Linked DNA regions of Mus musculus: region 2 is linked to region 1. The links are chromatin loops, found by intact Hi-C in ENCODE. Cell type or tissue: heart. All regions are shown on one strand.

Region 1 (2,500 bases):
TTACATGCCTTTCATCCCAGCACCTAGGAGGCTGAGGCAGGACAGGAGGATTGCAAGTTTGAAGCTAGTCTGCAATTAATAGTGAAAACCTGTCTCAAAAGGAAAAAGGGAGCCGAGCAGTGGTGGCGCACGCCTTTAGTCCCAGCACTTGGGAGGCAGAGGCAGGCGGATTTCTGAGTTCGAGACCAGCCTAGTCTACAGAGTGAGTTCCAGGACAGCCAGGGCTACACAGAGAAACCCTGTCTCAAAAAACAAACAAACAAACAAACAAAAAAAGGGGGGGGGAAGATAGGGAGATAACTACACAGACAGACATGAGTAAACAAAGAGAAGAACAGAGGCTAGTCCTTAGGGACCACTGTAATTTGTTAACCTGAAATCACTCTCTTCTTCCTACAGCTTTTATTCTGGCCATGGGATATTCCTCACTTTGCTATTTTCTTTTTAAATAAATCTGTAGGAAGCTTTATTACATTCATTCGATCTTAAAATAAATAAGTTAGTCCCACCCACTGGAACTACCCAGATAGCTGATCAATTAACTGTACAACATCCAGTAAATGTTTTTCCTAACATGGGCCTCTAGCTAGCCCTACTTGAGCCCCTGGTCATGTCTAGGATGCCTCCAACCTCAGTCAGTCTCTGCAGCCCGTATGTTTTCCTGAACACCTTCTCTTCGATCCCGTTCTGACCCAGTTCCATCCTCTCCTGCCTATCTCAATACGTGGCTTGACCTGACCAGGCCCTGATCGCTCCTTATTGTCACTATCTGCTGAATGGGGTTGTCGCCAGGATGGAATGGGAACCTAAGTCCAGGAACGCAGGACCGGTTCCCGTTTCCATCACCTCCGGTCCCCACTGGCCAAATAGACATCAGAAAACACTATGTAGGATGGTCCACAAGGACAGAGAAGGAAGAGACTAAAAGACACCGGGAGTCTGTGGCAGCAGAAAAGGTAAAGTTGAGGGACGGAGAGAAACTTGGAGAAACTCCATCTCTGGAGGAGCGTGGAGCCCTGGCCACCCCTGGCTGGCTCCCCGTCTTCTCCACCCCGCTTGGCCAGAGAGCGCCCTTCAGCGGAATTCAGACCTGTCGATACCCTTGAGCAACTTGCCCACGTTCGCTCTCATCTGCTCAAACATCGCCATGATCACTGTTGCCTTCGGCAGCCTCAGCTGGAGTCGAACACCAGGCACGGTGCTTAGCACTAGAGGACCGGAAGAGAGGTGTAGGAAGCGGAACCTGCGTCACACCCTCCCTCCAGCTCCTACAAGGAAGGCAAAGGGAAAGGCGCTTTCAGCACCAGCGCCGGTTGTTTTTTTTTTTTTTTTTTTTTGTCTACCACGTGATTTCCTTCCAGCAGTTGTAACTTGCGCATGCGCAATGAGCTCACTTAAAAGAGACCAATAGCGTGAGAAAAGGTTTAGTCTGCCTTACTACGCAGGCGCCAGGAGGCGGGCTAAGCTTTTCCCGGGCCGCGCAAACTTAGTACTTAAGCTTCTGACGCGCGTGCGCTGGAGTTGTACGGGGAAAGGAGACTTTATTTTCTCTACGCATGCGTAGCCTTAAGCGTTTAGCCCCGTGAAGGGTTGCTGTTTCCTTTTCTTTGAGTTTAGTCGGGTGGGAGATGCTCTCTGAAGCCCTTCTTGTCTCCGACTTGGGTGCCTGAGACAGCATCTTGTATGTATCTTCACTTCCTCGCTGGTCCCCACTCGGTTCCGTACTGCTACAGTGCTGTTAGGAGGCCGGGAAGGCAAAAGACACCTGTAGTCTCCATCGGCTCTGCGTAGGGGCTACTAACAAGTGTTCCACGTCTGCCACAGATTCCCTACACGTTTGAAGCGTTGCACAGACATGTGCCATGCGGGCAGGTGCCCTGAGCTCAGCTGTCACTTAAGTCACATGCATGTGTCACGAGTAAACAGGTCTTCTGTGAAACCTAGCCAGCTTTGTGCAGACCTGCAACCTCTGGCTTGATTCCAGATCTTCAAGAACCCAGCAGAGGTTCAACCGTAACCTATGACTCCTCCCAAAATAGAGTGTTGGGGAGAGGGTGCTAGGTCAGCCCCAGGTTGCATTTAAGAACTTTTGCATCTTATTTACATAGTGTCCTTCAGTGGGTAAAGGGGAGTCCCATGGGTCCCAAGGCGATCAAACTCTCAGAACCCAGGGGACGGGGGTGGAGCCCTCTGTGCAGCCCTCTGCACAGCCCTGCAGCTGGGGCAGGAAGCGAGAGTGGGGAGGGGGAAGGCCACAGCCCACAGAGTCAAGGCGGGCCCAGGACTTGTGTGGAGACAGAAGGTAATACCAAAGCTTGAACCCTGAGGCCCTGTTGGCCCCCTGGGCACTGGCCCAGCCCCGGCCTCCAGGAATGGCCCTTGTGGACCCCGACATTTTTAATAAGGACCCTCGAGAACACTATGATCTACTGCAACGACTGGGTGGTGGAACTTATGGAGAAGTATTCAAGGTGAGAAAGCCCTTCTGTCTCCTCCACCA
Region 2 (2,500 bases), 550 kb before region 1:
TAGAGCATTCCAAGCTGGGGAATATTTGTGTAACATGAGTTTGGAAATCTATAGAAGGGTCTAAGAAATATGAGAAGAGGACAGGGCGTATATAGGAGGTGGAAGCAAAGAGAGGAGAGGAGAGGGTCCTCTAGGTGAGTTTTGGCATCTAAGAGCACTTCCTGAGTATCTGAGGACGACTGTTCTGGGATATGCAAGCTCTTTAAGGATGATGTAGTGTTCACCAGGGACATCCTGAAGAATTTGGGGATAAGAGTGAAAATCTCTAAGACTTTTGGAATGGGGAGAGGTAGAAGGGTAAATTCTTGGGGGTATTTGAAGAAGTCTGAAGGAGAGATGACTTGAATATGTGATGCAGATGGGGGGGGGGTTAGATGCAGAGAGTATCTGGGGGCGGTTTAGGGGCTTTAAGGTTCTTCCTGGGGGAGATGCCTGGAATATCTGTGCTGTGAAGACAGATGACGAGTAGCCACCAAGGAATGTGTTGCGATTCAGGAGGAAGATGTGAGGAGAGAACCAAGGACCAAAGGGCGGGGATCCACAGGGAGCGTCCCCAGAGGAGGCAGTTGAAAGCTGAGGGTGGTCTCCGGGGAGGCCGCTGGAGTCGTGCGGGAGGACCAGGCAGATGTGTGCCGAGTCAGGACAGAAGTCCCCGGGCCCGGCCCCTCGGCTAGCCCCAGGGCGTGACGGTTTGGGAGGGAAACTGAGGAAGGGGCCCGGGTAGGGAGAAACGGGCTGAGTGCGGAACCCTAAGGGGTCCTCCAGGATCCTCCGGCCTCCCGAGGCCCGAGTCAGCCGCCCGCCGCAGCCCGCGGCGCGGGGTCCCTGAGGGGGCGGGGCCGGCCGCGCGGCCTGGGTCGCCCTGAGGGGAGCGCCGCGCGCCTCGACCGCCGCCGCCCCGCGCCCGCCGGCCCGGCCTTGCCCGAGACTCACCGCCTCGGCCTCCGCCGCCGCCGCCGCCACCCGCACCTCCTCGGGCAGCCGCCGCCACCCGCGCCGCTGCCGCCGCCGCCGCCGCCGCCGTCGCCCCCTCTCTGGCCCGAGAGCTCCCCTCCCTCCTCCCGCACCGACCACCGCCGCCGCCGCCGCCGCCGCCGTCGCGCTGCGTCACCGCGCCGTGCGTCACCGCCCCTGGCCCCGCCCCGGAGGGCCACTGTGCGCCAGCATTAGCTCACACCCTATTGACAGACGGTGAGCCCAGCCAACTGGCGGCGAGGGCAGACCGAAGGGTGGGAGGTGTGCGGCAAGAAAGGCGGGGTCTTGGCCTGGAGGGGAGCGACAGGGCTGGAAGGAGGCCTGAGAGGCCCGCCCCCTCCTCACTACGATTGGTCTGACGAGAAGGTGACGGACAGACGGACAGGCCCCGGGCGGAGAGCAGAGGGCCGGGAAGAGGAGGGGCGCGCGCCGCGTTGCCCCGGGCAACGGTCTGGCGAAGCCCGCGATTGGACCTACGGACCCGCAGGGGGCAGTCTCGCGCCGGTCTAACTCAGTAGCGGCGAACCCAGTCACAATTCCTCATTCTGGCGTTCAAGGACCCCCTCCTCTCCGCCCCTCGGTCACACCCCGCCCAGGGTTTGTGTCCGGTAGTACCATCGCCCTTTGGGATGACAATGCTGCCTCCTGGCTCCTGGTATCGATCGGCCGCGCCTCAAGTGACACCTCAAGATGAGCGAGGTCGACCCTTTAAGGGTGGAAAGAGATAAGACCCCACACATAAGAGGCTGTCAATAAATGGAGATTGCTTCCATCACTCTTGTCGTGATCTTAGTCCATCCACAAACTGTCCTGCGCTGGGGTGAACTGACTGGAAAGGGGCCGGCTCTCCAGAAGGGTGACAGCAACGTGGCTTGTTCCGAGAACTCCAAGAAATACAGTCAGGGTGGAGTGTCGAATTTACGACAGGGAGTGGTAGGAAATGAGCTGCGGCTAGATGTTTGGCCACTGGAGGGAGTATGCACTTGTGCTAAAGGCACAGCGACTAGAGTGACGGGGCCAGTAAGGTCTTGGGGACTTGGGAGTTTGGAAGGGACGCCTCTAGCTTACATAGGGAAGTGGGGTGAGAAGGAATGAGACACAGAAGAGAGAACCCAGGGAGCTACCTGGGGAGTTGGGGCGGGGTTGCATCTGGAAGGGACCTTGGGGAGGGAGGAGGTGCGAAGTAGGCGGGACACTCAGGTGGCCCATTGAACTAGCCTTTTGCCACTGGCTGGCCACAGGGCGGAAGAGAAAAGTCCAGGACAAAGCCCTCTGGGAGATTGGGTCCCAGAGGAGAAGCTCAATGTGGGACAGCCAACACTGAGGTCAAGACCATTGCCCCACCTCGGGCACAAATTGAGGCTGGAGACCAGGATTTAAGGATCATTAGAGATGGTAATTGAGGTTGTGGGAGTTTGTGACCAATCCCAAGGAGGGTATGAGGGGTGAATGGAGACAAGGCTCAGACGGAATTCTGAGAAATGAGGGCACATGAGTTGAGAAAAGAAATGAGTACTAGACCAAC

What was found. Peaks named below come from ENCODE experiments on the same cell type or tissue, not always from the same donor. Only the 100,000 strongest peaks of a DNase experiment are listed, where the experiment ranks them.
Region 2: a loop joins it to region 1, with 2.3 times the contacts of the local background. A loop is called at or near these places in 1 of 42 quality-filtered maps.

What each region holds. Positions count from the first base shown.
Region 1 is chr7:28,980,584-28,983,083 of GRCm38, forward strand. It overlaps Eif3k (eukaryotic translation initiation factor 3, subunit K), which reads right to left and starts at 1,305. Exons shown (of 8, transcript NM_028659.3): 1 at 1,091-1,305. The coding sequence starts at 1,149. Map4k1 (mitogen-activated protein kinase kinase kinase kinase 1) reads left to right here and starts at 2,271. Exons shown (of 32, transcript NM_008279.2): 1 at 2,271-2,471. The coding sequence starts at 2,373. In heart, a CTCF peak has its summit at 1,408; DNase peaks (open chromatin) are centred at 1,418 and 2,218; H3K4me3 peaks cover 2,239 bases; H3K27ac peaks cover 1,951 bases.
Region 2 is chr7:28,435,205-28,437,704 of GRCm38, forward strand. Samd4b (sterile alpha motif domain containing 4B) reads right to left here and starts at 987. Exons shown (of 13, transcript NM_175021.3): 1 at 934-987. It also overlaps a transcript of Gmfg not described here. In heart, CTCF peaks have their summits at 1,453 (motif pointing right), 1,652 and 1,950; DNase peaks (open chromatin) are centred at 637, 1,267 and 1,937; H3K4me3 peaks cover 2,500 bases; H3K27ac peaks cover 2,076 bases.